Linked DNA regions of Homo sapiens: region 2 is linked to region 1. A link is an interaction called in ENCODE POLR2A ChIA-PET data of the cell type or tissue named here. Cell type or tissue: B cell. All regions are shown on one strand. Links, peaks and the distances in the headings refer to the core of each region. The heading gives the core; the rest is flanking DNA.

Region 1 (8,853 bases), core at 4,023-6,522:
GCAACTGTTTGCCTTTTTGGGAGTTCTATCACCATGTTATTACTGCAAACTGCGAACTCTTTTTAAGGTTCTTTCCTGCTTATGTTACCATCTTTCTTTTCTGGTCAAATAACAAATGGTGAGTTATGAAACATTTCTGTGTAGATTTTTATTTTGACCTGAGCAGGAAGCCAAGATATAACAGCTCCCAGGAATTAAGGATTGTTAAGAGCGACGAGTCTCCACTTCTTAAACTTTGTCTCTCCTGGGCCCTTCAGCCAGCCCCTGCGTCCGCAACGCTGAACCATCTCTGGGGCCACCACCTGCATCCTCCAGCCCTTTCCAGGGGTCCCTCCTCTGGCCGGCGCCCTCCCCAGTGCCCCGCCAGCGCTTACCAACGCCGGCGGAATTCGTGCTTCTCTTCCTCCGTGGTGGCTAAAGCCTTCTTTTTCCTCATAAAGCCTAACAACTCCTGGATCTCCTTCTCACAAGAGGCCAGGAGCGGGTTTTTCGCGTCCAGCGGCCCATAAAACACGGCTAGGGGCAATGAGTCCTCGGGGCAGGTCCACTGAAGCAGCGAGCTCCGGGAGCTCCCCTTCGACTCTGGGGGCGACCTCGAAGTCGCGGTGGAGGTCGGCGGCAGTTCTGGCAGAGACCCCGAGGTGGTAGAGTCGTCTGACGGAGAGCTCGAGGGGGAGCCCTGCGCCGCCATATTGACGCGCCCCGGCCCGCCTGGAGTATGTGTACACGCGGTTGCCTGGCGACGGTCTCGTGGCAACCGGGCATCCCGCGCGCATTCCGAGAAACACAGCGGCCCCTGGAGGGCAGAGCGAGAAAGAACCAGGTCCAGAAAACAATGATGCTCCTGAGGGCGTTGCCTGGTTGTGCGCTGGCACCGCTGTATGAAATGCGAACAGAGAATGTTCTGAGCAGAGCGCTGGCGAATATTAGAGCCAAAAATTTAAGGTCACAAATCCAGACTATACTCTTTATCCATGTTGGCCACTTAATAACGATAATGATGACGACCATGACCATTAACGTGTGTCAGGCATTAAGCATTTGAAACATGTACTTTCATTTATCTCATTTAATCATCATAACTACTTTACAACTTAGGATACTATTAGTATATCCATCTCACAGTTTAGGAAACCAAAGCTCAAGGAGGTTAAGTCATTTGACAAAAGTCAGCGTACAACCGTAGTGTCAGCGACCAGGTCCTCCAAAGGGAACTTGTGACTCCAAAGCCTGTGCTCAAAATGAATAGGCTGTATTGATCACTCCCCAAAACAAAGCTTATTAATCAAATTGAAATTAGAGAAATATCTGACAAGCAGTTTAAGAATCAAATACAGTTGGCCCTCCAAATCTCGGGTTCTTCATCTGTGGATTCAAGCAACTCCAGATTGTAAATATTCAGAACAAAATTAGAAATAACAATACAACAATAAAAATAACACAAAATACAACTATTTACATGGCATTTATACTGTATTAGGTATTACTAGTTATCTAGAGATGATTTAAAACATCCTGAAGGATGTGCACAAATTATATGCAAATACTACAGCATTTCATATCAGAGGCTTGAGCATCCACAGATTTTGGTATCTGCGGGTGTCATGGAACTAGTCCCCCACAGATAGCCAGGGAGTACTGAATATGCAGCTGATCCATTCTCTTTCCTCTATTTGTACCTTGAGGTCTGTAACTGTGGACATGATGTCTATGCCTCTAATAATTATGATTACATCTATTTATGCACATTCCAGCCTTACTTTAATTATCTCTGTATTCTAAATTAATGTGCATTTTGCTCAACCTTAACCATAGGACATTAATACATACTAGTGGCCTGAAGTGTTAACTCTCAAAATACTTTGCATTTTAAACAGGGCTTTTAGGAGACTTTACTTCTGATGGGGAAACTACAGACCTCCAGGGAAATACTTGGGGAGTTTATTCTTAGCCTGTGTATTATAGGCAAAAGTCAGAGTTAAATTTATTAAAGTATGAGTATTGAGAAAATGGAGAACCTTCTTTTCTATAAATTATGCAACACAATAAATTATCTAAGAGAAGAACCAGAAATATTTGGTGGCTTAGAAAAATCAGTCTTTAACCCTGAAAATTGTTACCAGTTCTATCACACTTAAATAAAGACAGTGACCCTAACACCCTGTGAACCCAATTTTCCATTTCAGACTAAGAAGCTTATTGGACCACAGCCTGATATCTTTCAAGTCTGACCTAATTTTATGCAGGCTCTGTGGGCCTGTGCTAATTTGTGAGGCTGGCCTAATATGTCATGTCTACTGTACCCTAATATTCTTTGAAGGAAAATAATTTTGCTCATCGGCACAGTTAATTATAGCCAGAGAAACTTCCTGGCAAGCAGTGAGACGCAATGACACCTCACTGTAGGAGTCCAATTCTCTAATCAGGATGTAGATATCATCCTTTGATCAACAAAGATTTTATCTTGTTCTCTAAGTGAACAACAAAAATTGTAAGGCTTTAAAGAATGTAGTCCTAGAGAAATAATCACTGGGCATTTACAAAAATATTAATAGACATTTTTAAAAGTCGGCTTGGTAAATTCTCTTTTTTCTCATCTTTTTCTTGCTCTAACATGGCAGACTTGTCCATTGCAGATCAAAAACTGGTGTAATTTGCCACTGAGTGCTATCTATTATATTGATGAAAGTGAAACAGCAGGATAAAATTAATTAAAGTGGTCACAGAAAAGGAAAGAAAAAAATAAAAGACAAAGTGGTGTTTTTCCTTCTAATCTGGCTACTGTCACAAACAAACTTTATCATAGGGCAGACACTTGTATTTCAAAGTCACTGGTAAAAGAAAATGTGACTAAGCAAATTCAAATACCTGAATTATGAAACATTGCATCTTAGTCACTTTCCCCCTTGCACACACTAAAGCTAACAATGCTTAACTTGCAGTAGTTTTTGGAAGCTTGTCTGAATATTTAAATGGGTGTTATATTCTGAATCATCATTATGATAAGATGGAAGTTTACATTTTATTTAGTTTAAATTAAATTGGCTGGGTGTCGTGGCTCACGCCTGTAATCCCAGCACTTCAGGAGGCTCAGGTGGGCGAATCACTTGACGTCAGGAGTTCGAGACCAGCCTAGCCAACATGTTGAAATCCCGTCTCTACTGAAAACACAAATATTAGCTGGGCGTGGTGTCGGACACCTGTAATCCCAGCTACTCAGGAGACTGAAGCAGGAGAATCGCCTGAACCCGGGAGGTGGAGGTTGCAGTGAGCCGAGATCATGCCACTTCACTCCAGCCTTAGCGACAGAGCTAGACCCCATCTCAAAATAAATAAATAAATAAATAAATAAATAAATAAATAAATAATAAAAATAAAATAAATAAATTGAATTTGAGGCATTTTTAACATTTTAGAGGTGTTATCTTCCTTGTAATTAGATGCAGCCATTATAATATCTTTCTCTTTCCTTGTCACTTTGCTTTATTCTTCTCACTGTAATGAAAGAATGGAGCTGTGCAACTACTGTGTCTGACAAGCCTAAGTACTGTAAATAGCTTCCTTATAAATAATGTAAATTGCTATTTCTTATAATTAACATCTTCGCAGGCTGCAGGGAAGCTTTTTGCCCATTCGAAAGTCTTTTTTATCTAAAGCTACTGACTGTTAAAGAATATGCAAGGTTAGTGCTCTTTCAATTCTCAATTTAGTTGTTAATCATTTGGACTATCCCAAATAGATACAATATATATGATCTACCTAATATGTAGACTTTTTAAAACTTCTTCATCCATTTATTCAGATAAATGCAACCATTTTGTTAGTGTCCATACAAGGCATAGATGAACCCATACATTCCCTACAGGAAGCAGATAACACAAACTCAAATAATCATAATTAAAAGGCATGCTATGGATTAGCTGGACATGGTGGCATGTGCCTGTAATCCCTGCTACTTAGGAGGCTGAGGCAGGAGAATCACTTGATCCCAGGAGGCGAGGTTGCAGTGAGCCGAGATCGCGCCACTGCACCCCAGGCTGGGTGACAAAGTGAGACTCCATCTCAAAGAAAAAAAAAAAAAAGGAAAAGAAAAAGAAAGAAAGAGAGAAAAGAAAGAAAGAAAGAAAGAAAGAAAGAAAGAAAGAAAGAAAGAAAGAAAGAAAAGAAAAGAGAAAAGAAAGGAAAGGAAAGGAAAAGAAAAGAAAAGAAAAAAGAAAAGAAAAGGCATGCTGTGGAATGTGCTGTGAGAAAGGTTTTAAGAAATGTGGGACCGCCAGGTGTGGTCACTCACGCCTGTGATCTCAATACTTTGGGAGGCCGAGGTGGGTGGATTGCTTGAGGCCAGGAGTTTGAGACCAGCCTGGGCAACACAGTGAGACCCTGTCTCTGATTTTTAAAAAAAATTTTTTTAATTAGCCTGGCATGGTCACATGCACCTGAAATCCCAGCTACTCAAGAGGCTGAGGCAGAAAGATCACTTGAGCCAGGAGTTTGAGGCTGCAGTGAGCTATAATCACCCCACTGTATTCCAGTCTGAGCTACAGAGCAAGATCTTTTCTCAAAAAAAAGAGAGAGGAGGGGAGGGGCAGGGGAGGGGAGGGCAAGGGGGAAGGAAGACTGTGGGAGTTCTAAGATGAATCTCGGAACTGGAAAGAGAACAGAGAATTCTAGAGGAGATGATGTTTTAGCCCCAGACCGTAAATGCCTCTCACTCACAGAAAGACCCTTGCAACAAGCATTTACCTTCTTCCCATGGTAACCTAGCACCCAAATCTGGCACCTGGCACAGAGTACAGCTCAATACATCTTTGTTGGAATGAGCAAATGAAGAAAAAGAAAAAAAAAGATGAAGAGCATTTAGAAGGATATGCCTGACTGAGAGAAAAGCCTGAGTAAGGTACAAAGCCATAAACACATACAGCAAGTCTAAATAAACAAGCTGTCTAGTGTGGTGAGCCACAGGCTGCCATAGATCCGGAGGCAGAAGATGAGGCAGAAAGGGAAGTGTGATCAAATACAATGGGGAGTTGGAAGGTATGCTGAGTAATTCTGACTTGGTTTTGACTTGGTTCTGTATTCAGGAGAGAGGTTTTGTGGTTTTGTTTTGTTTTTGAGACAGATTTTCACTCTTATCGCCCAGGCTGGAGTGCAATGGCACAATCTCAACTCACTGCAACCTCTGCCTCCCGGGTTCAAGCGATTCTCCTGCCTCAGCCTCCCGAGTAGCTGGGATTACAGGCGCCCGCCACCACGCCCAGCTAATTTTTGTGTTTTTTAGTAGAGATGGGGTTTCACCATGTTGGCCAGGCTGGTCTCGAACTCCTGACCGCAGGTGATCCACCTGCCTCAGCCTCCCAAAATGCTGGGATTACAGCCGTGAGCCACTGCACCCGGCCAAGAGAGGCTTTGTTTAAAAAAAAAAAAAAAAAAAAAAAAACAGTACATTAAAGATGTTAAAAGCCCACGCAGTGGCTCACACCTGTAATCCCAGTGAAACGGAAAAGTTCCCTTGTCCCCCTTGCAGGGCGTGCGATGGGGGTGTGGATCGCTTCTTGAGTGCCCCGCTGCTCAAACCTCTAGGGGAGTATACAGACAGGCAGGCTGTGGGGTTCTGACCCCAAGGCAGTGTCTAGGGGTAAATGTTTACAGCTGAAGCCCCAGTGGGCATGTGTTACAGGGTGCTCTTTTAGTTTAGTCATCCATAGGCAGCTTGCTAGCTCAGTTAGACCCCTGCCTTATCGCAAGGACAGAGGGCTTTCTGAATCCCGGGGTTCTTGCCTTGGTGTACGGGAAGAACCGGATCACACGTGGGCCTGGAGAATGAGTGCAAGGTTTTATTGAATGGAAGTAGCTCTCAGCAGATGGGGGAGCCAGAAGGGAGATGGCTTTCCCCTGGAGTGGGGCTGCTTAGCGGCCTGGGCTCTCCTCCGACTGCCCCAGCCAAACTCTGCCTCGTTCTGCCAGTGGATGGCCGTGCGGCGTGCCAACGTCTATCGGTGTGCTCTTCCGCTGGCGTGCTCTCTTTGACGTCCTCTCGACATCTAGCCTCTTGTGTCTTTTTCAACCGATGTGTTCCTCTCCATGTCCAGCCACCTGTAGGTCTGCCTGCTAGGGTCTTCGGGGTTTTTATAGGCACAGGATAGAGGCGTGGCAGGCCAGGGTTGTCTTGGCAAATGCAACATTTGGGCATGAAGGCAGAAGTGCCTGTCCTCACCTAGGTCCATGGGCACAGGCCGGGGATGGAGCCTTCACCAGGGACCATGCCCTTCCTTTCCCAGCACTTCCCTTCCAACCTTCCCTATCACCAGCACTTTGGGAGGCGGAGGCAGGCAGATCACTTGAGGCCAGAAATTCGAGAACAGCCTGACCAACATGGTGAAACCTAGTCTCTACTAAAAACACAAAATTAGCTGGGCGTGGTGGCAGGTGCCTGTAAGCCCAGCTGCTCAGGAGGCTGAGGCAGGAGAATCGCTTGAACTCAGGAGGCAGACTTTGCAGTGAGCCAAGATGGCACCATTGCACTCCAGCCTGGGCAACAGAGCAAAACTCTGTGTCATAAATAAATAAACGCCCAAATTCTGAGGCCAAAGAGCATGGTTTGAATCCTCACTTCTTCCAAGTTACTTAACCTCATTGTGCCCCATTTTCTTAATCCGTAAACCAGGTGCTGGGTTCTCAGGACATATGCAATGAATCCAGTATAACATCCCTACTTCCTTGAGCCTTCCGACCTTTTCTTCAATATGATATCAAGGAAGTTCTGTCATCTCCACTTCATTTGATGTGGAACATTATCAGATCAATGCTTCAAGAAGTCATCTCATTAAGTTATTAGGAATTCTGAATCATGGGTGAGTATTCCCATATTAATGAATTCTACCCTCGTCACTTTTGCATTCTGTGCCCCGGTCTAACATATTCAAGACTCACTCCTACACATGTTCTCTGCAGTTTCAGCTACTACTTATTAGCCAGATCCCACAATTCCTTTGCCATGTAAGCAATTTCTTCTTAGAGCAGAGCTTGTAATTTCCTGCTCAGGCTGTGCTGAAACCTGACTTTCCTTTCCAGCCAGAAGGCAATGAAGTGTATTGGGGGCACATCTTGAGGAAAACAAGTCTCACCATGAAAGGCACCTGCTTCAGATTAGGTCATTATATGTTCCCCCAGGCAAGCAGAGATTGTTTTTCTCTGGCAAATGGTTAGGGGCTATTTTTGCAAGTATAGGGGGCTCAGAGAAATTTAGAGGTTCAAAGTTCTTGGGCTTGTCTACCTAAATGTTTCCACTTCAGGTCTCTCGGCCTCCACCTTTTCTTGGACTTTCTGCTGTATAATCAGATCCTGGACCCGGTCTTTAGCAAAATCTACCCTGCAGCTGTCCTAAGCTGCAGTAGAGGCACTGTCTTTCAGAGCATGCCTTCAGTTGTGAATTAACTGCTCTAAGACAATCAGGTCCCTGTTGCCTTCAGATAGGTGACAATTCAACTCTAAAATCTAATCCTGAGTGTCCAATTTTTTTTCTTTTTTTTTTTTTTCTTTTTAGATGGAGTTTTGCTCTTGTTGCCCAGGCTGGAGTGCAATGGTGCTATTTCGGCTCACCACAACCTCTGCCTCCCCAGTTCAAGGGATTCTCCTGCCTCAGCCTCCCAAGTAGCTGGGATTACAGGCATGCACCACCACGGGGTTTCTCCATGTTGGTCAGGCTGGTCTCGAACTCCCTACCTCAGGTGATCTACCCGCCTCGGCCTCCCAAACTGCTGGGATTACAGGCGTGAGCTACCATGCCCAGCCGAGTGTCCACTTTTTACACCTCACTTTATTGTGTTAACCTGAGTTTCCTAAAAAACAAGAGTTTGAGGCAAAGGCTTAAGTGCTAGTGCTTCACTTAGTAGTGTAATTTCCGTGAAGCAAGAATGAAGAGAAAAGAAAGTGGGACAGGGACAGATGAAAAGAAGTACAATGCCGGCCTTCTTCACATCATGAAGAAACACAACGAGTTGCTCAGTCATGCGGGATGTGTCCCAACAGGCTATCTACATCTCTATATACTACATCTTAGAGGAGTTTGTAAGAGGAAAAGGTAGAGAGAAAATATACCTGCTGCCCTTCTCCTGGTCAAGATTCACCACTCTACTTCCAGGTTGGATCACCTTGCCCCTTCAGCAGCTACTGACGATGCCAAATCTCATACCTTGTGATATAGTGTTTCATCCCAGTTCAAAAGCAGTGAAAGGGCCAGGCACGGTGGCTCACACCTACAATCCCAACACTTTGGGAGGCCAAGGCGGGAAGATCACCCGAGACCAGGAGTTCAAAACCAGCCTGGCCAACATGTGAAACCCCATCTCTGCTAAAAATATAACAATTAGCCAGGAGTGGTGGCAGGTGCCTGTAATTCCAGCTACTCGGGAGGCTGAAGCAGGAGAATCACTTGAACCCAGGAGGTGGAGGTTGCAGTGAGCTGAGATCATGCCACTGCACTCCAGCCTGGGTGACAGAGCAAGACTCCATCTCAACAACAACAAAAACAACAACAACAACAACAAAAGCAGTGAAAGGAACTGGGCACAGTGGCACATGGCTATAGTCCCAGCTACTTAGGAGGCCAAGGTGGGAGGATCATTTGAACCCAAGAGTTCAAGTACAACCTTGGCAACATAGTGAGACCCCATCTCAATATTTTTTTTAAAGTGGTGAAAGGAGCCAAAAACGCCACATAGTGGCCTCAGGTGGTGGAACCAAGCAGGCCAGGATGGGGTTTCTCCAACCTGGAGGCAGTCATCAGAGCAGTTGCTGGAAAGCAGTAAGTGGTAGAGGGCCTAGAAAGTCAGTGAAGACAGAAAACCCAAGGCT
Region 2 (8,853 bases), core at 6,305-8,804, 260 kb after region 1:
TTTGTATTTTTAGTAGAGACGGGGTTTCACCATGTTGGCCAGGCTGGTCTTGATCTCTTGACCTCATGATCCACCCACCTTGGCCTCCCAAAGTGCTGGGATTACAGGCGTGAGCCACCATGCTCGGCCTCTTCTTCTTTTTTTTAATAAATTGTGCTAAATTTTTTAAAAAGAGACAGGGGTCTCACTACGTTGCCCAGGCTGGACTTGAACTCCTGTGCTCAAGTGATCCTCCCAGTTTCTAATTTTCTTCTTTGCACTGTCTGCAATGTTCAAATTAGTGATAGAGAAACTGTCATCTGTATTATTATTCTGACTCATGCTTCATTGTGCCTACCCTGTTTGGGGCCCTGTTCTCAGCCCTGCACACGTGTGAACACAATGAATCCCACCACAGCCCCACAGTGTAGACTCTACTATTATACCCACTTTACAGAAAAGGAAGCTGAGACTCAGAGAGATTAGGCAACACGGCCACAGTCATGGAGCTGGATTCAAACCCAGACGATCTAGGCTGGAGCTCACTCTGTAACTACCTCGTTATTATAATCTGAGAGGGGAGGAAAAGAACACTCTGAGGAGGAGCAATGATCAAAGTGCCTCAGCCCCAACCTGACCGCATGGGCACAGAGATGACCCTCCTCCGGGGCCTTTCTGACCGCATGGGCACAGGGACGACCCTCCTCCGGGGCCTTCCTGACAGCATGGGCACAGGGACGACCCTCCTCCGGGGGGCCTTCTGCAAGTTTGCACACATTTTCCACTTTTTTCTCTGCTAAAAATATAACATATAACATATAAAAATAATGATATTCTCATGCTTGTCTACTCAAGTGGGAAAAATTCCCTATTAGGACAAACCCAGGGATGTGCAGTTGAAGCCAAGAGGGAAGAAATGACAGCTAGCAAAGGACAGAAGAGATGATGGGAAAAAGGACGCAGCTGCCGAGTTCAGCAGCTACCTGATTTCTGCACTGAAAGGCTCTGGATGAATGTTAGTGAGGAAGAGGAGGAGGACACCGAGAAGGAAGAGAACACTAAAAGGCAAACGGTCAGGCCGAGCTGTACGTGACACTGAGAAACGCACGCGGTTCAGGGCAGCTTGAAGTTCAGGGTGGCACACACGGCAGTGGCCCAGGTGGCTTTGCATCCACAAAGACTCTGCTCCAATCTGTCTCTCAAGCAAGAGGCCGAGCCACTTCAGACTGCCATTTCTGTGAGTCGAAAACGGTCACAGACGGGCAATGCACACAGTCAACTTACACCTATCATCACAGAGTGACACTGGCAAAACGGAAGGAAGAAAGAGGTCATCGGAAAATGTCAAATAGAGTGTAGTTTTCGTCATCTCTTTTTGACATGCCTCCTCTTCTTCCTCCTTCTCCATCCCCTCTTTTTTTCCTCTCCCCTCCATTTCCCTCAACCATCTCTTTTCTTCTTATCTTCCTCCCCCTCTCCTTCTTTTCTTTTTAAACTGTATTAAGAGTCTAACTTTCCGTCTTGCTCATCACTTGAGAGCATTTTATAAGCAAGAATTAACCAGCCATGCGTGCACATGTACATGTATGCGTGTGCACATGTCTGTGCATATGGCAGTGGCCACGTGTGCATGTGGATATGTATGTGCAAGTGGGTGTGTGTGCCTGTGTGCATGTGGGCATATGTGTGTGTGCATGTGGACATCTGTGTGTGCATGTGGGCATGGGTGTGCACATGTGGACATCTGTGTGGACATGTGGACATCTGTGTGGGCATGGGTGTGCACATGTGGACATCTCTGTGTGCATGTGGACAGGTGTGTATGTGTATACTTGTGTGTGTGTGTGCATGTGGACAGGTATATCTGTAGAAGGAAAGACATGGAGCAATTTCTTCTGGTGGCCAAAGTCTACATGATACAACAGGATAGGAGGCTGCTCCTGCCCTTACTGCCAGCTCCAGCTTGATGCCTGGGGCTGCTCAAAGGTCATGTGGCCAGCCCCCATGCTCTGCCTGGCAAGAGAGAAAGGGGCAGTGCAGGCAGGCAGGCCACACCAGCCACCTGGACTCCTGACCTTGGGCTCTACCTGATACACATCGTTTGCTGGGATTTTTCAGTACTGAATTTGTTTCTTTCCTTTTTTTTTTCTTTTTAAGAGACAGGATCTCCCTCTATTGCCCAAGCTGGAGTGCAGTGGTGCAATCAGAGCTCACTGCAGTCTCAAACTCCCAGGCTCAAATGATCCTCCCACCTCAGCCTCCCAAGTAGCTGAGACTACAGGCATGCACTTCCACACTCGGCTAATTTTTAATTCTTTGTTGTGACAGGGTCTCACCATGTTGCCCAGGCTGGTCTCAGACTCCTGGACTCAAGTGATCCTCCTGCCTCAGCCTCCCAAAGTGCTGGGATTAGGTGTGAGGCACTATGCCCAGCCTGAGGCTCTTGGTAATAAACAAAACTTCTTAGGTTGTAATACCCTTTGGACAGCCTGACTGCCTACCTGGAACTCAAGACACTCAAAGGCAAAGGAAATGAATGGCCCAGAAGGCAGGGTGTGTGTGTGCCTTTTGGCTGGGAACCTGGGTGGACCAGCTGGGTTCAAATCCGGGCTCTGCTGCTCACTGGCTGTGTGCACCTGGGCAGGTTTCTCATCCAAGCCTCCACGTTCTCATGTGTATAAGGAGGATGATGACAGCAGCACCTGTCTATGGGGTTGTTGTAAAGTTTAAAGGAGACAAGGGGAAGAAGTGCTCAGCACAGCACCTTAGACGTCTGACAGAAAGTGCCAGAACATACTTGTTGACTGAAGGCTATGAAACTGCTCTCTCTAGAGATTTTAAAATCTGCCCAAGGGAGATAAGATATAGTCTAAACAGGAATGGCTTTGCTAATTTTGTGAGCAGTCATTTCCAGCCCAGGACAACCCTTCATGCTAAAGAGACACAACCCTTAAGCCCCCAGGCCCAGGCCAGGGAAGAGATGAGTCAAGTCCCAGACACAGAGGGAGGACTTCTTTTTTTGATACCTTGATTGAAAACAATGAAAATGCTTTTTGAGTCTCAAAGCCCAGCTTTTAGGCACTCTGCCAGCAGGCAACGGGAGTGTTTTCCTTCAGCGGCCCCAGTTCCCACTGCAGAATTTAGAACCTGGGAAAACACGCAAAACAATAAGCCATCTGCGAGGCTTTCAGACAGTGCAATTTGCAAGAAGTGCTTTTATATCTTAGTAGGACTCTGCAGTAAGTCAGGATTAATTAATTGCTACGTTAAAGGAGAGCACCTTTAGCATTTCAATGACACAATCACGTGCAATTACGATCACATAAAGGAACACTTTATAATTAATGATGTCTCTACTTCCTGAAACGTATAATCCTTATGTCTTGAATTCCAAAGGGGTTGGCAGACGGCATACCCTAAATATAGATCAGGAACTAATATTTAAATCAGTTTTTAATTCACCTTTTAATATGAACAATAAAACCAGAACAAAAGCTTACCATTATCATGGCTCTATGCCTTTATGTCTTAGAGGCTAAATATTCAGCAACAACAGATTCAAACTGAAATGGCTAACAATTAAGGCCTGAAATGGTTCTCCTAAACAGCAATAATTTTGCCCTAGCAAGCACATTAAAACTGCTTTTCCAGAAATGCATTAAAACTCACTCCAACTGTCCTGGTTTTGGCAACTACGCTATATTATCACTTATCAAGGCACTCTGCCTCATCTCTATGACTTAAAAATGAACATGTTTTTTCTTCCAATTAGGGAAGTTTCCCATGAAGTTGCAAGCACCACATACCAAGCAGTGTTCTAAGTACTTATATGTAATGGCTCGGTCGGTCATCACCACAATCCTGAGACAGGATTCCTACTCCTATTAGCAGTGTTCTAAGTACTTACACGTAATGGCTCGGTTGGTCATCACAATCCTGAGACAGGATTCCTACTCCTATTAGCAGCGTTCTAAGTACTTACATGTAATGGCTCGGTCGGTCATCACCACAATCCTGAGACAGGATTCCTATTCCTATTATTATTCCTATGCTGATTCCTGTTTTATAAACGAGGATACTGAGGCACTGAATTGTTAAAAAATAATCTGCCAAAGCTACCACCTTCCAGGAAAGGTCCCTTTAATTGAACCACAAACCAGACAGGATAAACAGACTTTCCGGATTTTAACACGCATTGTGTCATTCAAGCAATTCAACATGAGGAAAGCCCCAGAGCCTGCCTGCATCTCATTTGTATTGTGAGCAAAGTTCTTCAGCAAACTCAGACGAAAATGCAGAAGAAACAAAATGTGACCCTCAGTAATATCCAAAGGGCGTCCAGAGGGTGGGGAAAATCCCTACAGCACAGCTTTTCTCCAAAAAGAAGGTATGCACTGCCCCTATTTTATTTTCTAACTTGATTCATAGCACGCTATTATTTTCTTTCATCAGTGAACTACGCAGAGGGGATTCCACCCTCCCCAAGACGGCCCCATGCAAGGTCAAGGGTTTACCTTGTCATAATAGTATCGCAGGGCTCTGCTCAGCTTATCATAGTTCATATTTGTTTTGTTTTTTCGGAGTCCCCACAGCTTGGCCACTTCTTCTGCTTTGAGGAGCTTGAATTCACCATCGTTCGAGGTCCAGCAGATCAAATGCTCATGTTTCTGATCCAGCAGCAACTGCAACAGGAACTGCCACAGCGTGATTGCACTCTCCATACCTGCAGGGAGAGGAGGCCAGGTCAGAGCTGCTGGTCACGATGCCGACCAAACTTGGCGAGGAGAGAGGGGGCTTCAGAATGGGCAACTCAGCTGTCCCCTCCTTCCCCCAGTGAACCTAATAAAAAGTAGCTTTCACTTCCATCTCAAGGGGCCACTCTGAACCAGGAGCTTCCTGGCTGCATTTCTGTAAGGAGCCACAATTCAGAAATACAGGGAGGCCCTGTGATCCTCCTCTATTCACCACATGTCCCCACGAGTGACAGCGATGCATGGGGAATGATGCAGAACAATGATTAATGACATGACCACTTGCAGAATGAGTCCCCATTCAAACCATTCCCCACTTAACACAAGTGTCTATTCCCGCCCATCCCATCAATTTCTTTGTGGGTCCGTGATATAGTTTGGATGTGTGCCCCGCCCAAATCTCATGTTGAATTGTAATCCCCAACGTTGGAGGTGGGGCCTGGTGGGAAGTGACTGGATCCTAAGGGTGGATTTCTCATGAATGGTTTAGCACCATCTCCCTTGGTACCATCCTTGAGTTAGTGACTGAGTTCTCATGAGATCTGGTCATTTAACAGTGTGTGGCACCTTGACCCTCGCTTTCTTGCTCTTGCTCCGGCCATGTGACACGCCTGCTCCCCTTTTGCCTTCTGCCATGATTGCAGGTTTCCTGAGGCCTCCCCAGAAACCCAGCAGATGCCAGCATCATGCTTCCTGTACAGCCTGCAGAACTGTGAGCCCATTAAACCGCTTTTCTTTATAAATTATACAGTCTGGGGTATTTCTCTATAGCAATGTGAGAAAGAACTAATATAGTCGGTCTCTAACTAAAATGCTGGACCCCATACTTTATACAGGTGCCTGGAATATCTCTCCTGTGGTTGTGGTATATGTCTAAGTGTAACTGCCTTTCCTACTGTGATGAGCTTCACGAGGAAAGGACTTTGCTGGATTATTTTGTATTGCCAGCACTCTGATAACCCATACAATGCTCAAAGCTGCCCAGTCCGTGGATGCTTGTGAAACCGAACAATCACTGCCAATTGCAGAGACCTTCCCTTTCCCGGCACTCACCATGCTGCAGGTCAAAGCCCACCATCACAGATGCACAGATGGGAAAAGCAATTTCTCCCATGAAGAGACAAAAACCTATATATACAATGTTATCCTTTTCCTTCAACTCTGGTGTGAACTTTTTAAATGCTATTTCTTCTGGCTAAAATGCTGTTCCTTAGCTTTGGAGCCTGGTGAACTCTTTCTCATCCATTGTGACCCAGCTCAAATAGGGCCTTCTCAAGGAAGTTTTTCCCCACTCCTGGGCAGTTTCTCAATTTCAGGCCTTTGAGGACTTTCATGACAATAGGTATTGATTCTAAGTAGTAATAATAATAATAATCCATTTGTGTTATCAATCCTCATTACATTTAAAAAAAGGTGGTTAGACTGGCCTCAAAAGCTTTGCCACGGATCAACTGTTGTGAGTGGCACAGAGAGCTAGGGATCATCCCCTTGGATAGGAGGGAGACACTGAAGTCCTGGTGGGCGGGGGGCAGGGGACTGAACCTGGAGTGACCGCAACCCAGGGGGCAGCTCTGGGAGACCTGGAAGCCAGAATAATTGCCTTGGGGAGGGTTATTTGTACCAATATTGTCAACCCCACAACTCCTCTCAATTAAAGGAAAGTAGACTAGGAGTGCTCTCCAATTACCCACAGGGCATTTTATTTAGGGCTCTTTAAAGGGGATATTCTTTACAGAAATCAGTATTAACCACAATGGTCTGTAAGACAGTCATTTCACTGCTGGGTCAAAACCACCTCTGCATCTCACAAATCTTGCAAGCCCCCACTTTGCTGGGATGCATGGCAGCTGACGAGTCCCAACTCCTCCTATGAACCACCCTTCTGATGACTTGGATATGAGCCACAACTTTCTTCTCTTCACTGGCACTAAGAACGGCTAACAGTTGTCGCAAATTCTTGAGATTTTCTTGGCCAAACATGTCAGTCAGTCAGCTTTAACATATCTTTGAAACTTTAAGTGCCTGCTCAGATGAATCTGCTCCTGAGGGCAGAAGGCTGCCGGTGGGTTTGGAGGTCTGCAGGGAAGGGACTGTGGGGCCTCTGCTCACATGCCAGGTGGGAAAGTGGTCGGCCACCGCCACCCCCCACTTTTAACTGACATCACGTTCCGAATGGGACAGGAGGGCAGCAGAAACATCTATCCATGTATTTTACTACACTTAGCATTTCCACCTGCCTGGCCTCCTCGGAGCTTCTTGTGCATCACAGAATCACTTTTCATTGCAATCCAACCCCATGTGTCAGAGACCATGTTCTGGGCATGACTTATGAGAACCCATATGGCAGACTTGTTAAATGTTCTCAACTGCCCTCTCCTTAGGTGACTGTGTAGCCCTGCACTGGAGTGGCTGTGGGAGGAGTGCTGACATTGGGGCTTTGCCATGTGATTGCATTTGGCCAGGAGACTGACACGGGAAAGTGACAGCATCCCATTGCCGAGTTGGGGTCTTGGAGGCATCATAAGTTGGCACTTTTCCTCCTGTGCTATGCTGCCAGGAAGCTGCTGCCCCAGAATGAGACACATGGAGGTGACCTGAACTCAACCCAAAGTCCGAAGCCAAGCCCCACCCGCCCATCATCTGAAGCAGCATCCGTGACACTGACTTGTGAGAAAAATAAATGCCACTGTAAGCCAGTGATCTTGGGGCAACTGGTTACACAGCACCACTGCAGCAAAAGCTGACTATTAAAATACATGATGTCTTTGTTTAAAAAAAAAATTCTCCCTTTGCTGGGGTGCTGTTATCTTTATGCTCTAGAGCTTGTGTTCAAAATCATGAGAAAGGCCGGCTGTGGTGGCTCACGCCTGTAATCCCAGCACTTTGGGAGGCTGAGGCAGGTGGATTACCTGAGGTCAGGAGGAGTTCAAGACCAGCCTGGCCAACATGATGAAATCCCATCTCTACTAAAAATACAAAAAACCAGCTGGGCGTGGTGGCCCGCGCTTATAATCACAGCTACTTGGGAGGCTGAGGCAGGAGAATAGCTTGAACCCAGGAGGCAGAGGTTGCAGTAAGCCAAGATCGCGCCACTGCACTCCAGCCTGGACAACAAGAGCGAAACTCCATCTCAAAAAAAAAAAAAAAAAAAAAATCACGAAAAAGTATGCTACTAGGTGTGGAGGGATCGGCTGATCACATTTTTACTCAGAGGCCACACATGGGCTAAGTGGCAGCCATGGGTGCTATGGCCATAACCTCAGGCAAAGGTAGAAGGAGAGAAAGAAAGAAAAAGGACAAAAAGGACAGGTGAAAGAGTAGAAAGGGAACAGGCAGAGGAGCAGTGGTGGGGATGGGGACCTACTGCTTCAGGGCCTCCCAGATTTCTGGAATAAAGGAACTCGCCTAGAGAAGGCAAGAGCTGTTCACTAGGAATCACAGAAATGCCCCCACAGTTCAACCAAGCTGCAGAGCTTGGGTGGCAGCTGCAGGCACAGGGGATCATCAGAGGATTACTCAGAGGGGTTGCTATGCGCAACACTGCTCCGGCGGAGGTGACTAAGGGCTCCAGCCTCTCCTGTCTGAGGCATGCCCAGCCTCGCCCCGTGCTGAGGGCCTCGTTCTCCTCTTCTCGCGCTCTCTTGAGCCACTCCTTCAACCTGGTGGATCCACCAGTTTCGATGACTGGGCAGTCATGTAGCCTTCCCGGTGGAAATCGCAGCCAGACATTACTCAGAGCTAAGTCGAAAAACTACTTTCCTGTGAGCTTATCATTGCATCTACAAAGATCAGTCACTCCTGTCTACGCTCAGAAGTCACTCTGGGGTATCGTGGAGCCCCCAGGCAGCTCTGGGACCCACCATCCTCTCTGGCCAGAGCCATCTGCATGATGAAAATGCGTGGTTGTCTGTGGCAGAGGTTTGGGTAGGGGGACAGGTGGGCAGTGGGCCACCAGCTGCCACAGCGCTCTCCATATTGTTTTCGTTCCACTCGACGTAGTTTAACTATGAGATCAAGTTTCATAATTTACACAACTATTTTCACATACAATCACACTGTACATTCCACTGCGCCTCTGCCAGTTGGAAATTTTGCCCTCTGGGGTGTTGGAAAACACAGACTT

Evidence for each region. ChIA-PET counts read pairs that join two places held together with the same protein. Peaks named below come from ENCODE experiments on the same cell type or tissue, not always from the same donor. Only the 100,000 strongest peaks of a DNase experiment are listed, where the experiment ranks them.
Region 2: POLR2A ChIA-PET joins it to region 1 with 6 read pairs; 4 of 35 experiments call an interaction of 5 or more read pairs at or near these places.

The regions. Positions count from the first base shown.
Region 1 is chr12:96,481,448-96,490,300 of GRCh38, reverse strand. CFAP54 (cilia and flagella associated protein 54) reads right to left here and starts at 724. Exons shown (of 68, transcript NM_001306084.2): 1 at 375-724. The coding sequence starts at 691. RefSeq lists enhancers at 476-685, 4,760-4,899, 4,910-4,959 and silencers at 576-870, 5,728-5,925. In B cell, for the core only: a CTCF peak has its summit at 4,218; a DNase peak (open chromatin) is centred at 4,970.
Region 2 is chr12:96,219,414-96,228,266 of GRCh38, reverse strand. It overlaps ELK3 (ETS transcription factor ELK3), which reads right to left. Exons shown (of 5, transcript NM_005230.4): 2 at 4,494-4,702. The coding sequence starts at 4,700. Among named protein-coding and RNA genes, the nearest start is that of ELK3, 29 kb to the right of the region's middle. RefSeq lists an enhancer at 4,244-4,293. In B cell, for the core only: no CTCF peak of the experiment used is centred there; no DNase peak of the experiment used is centred there.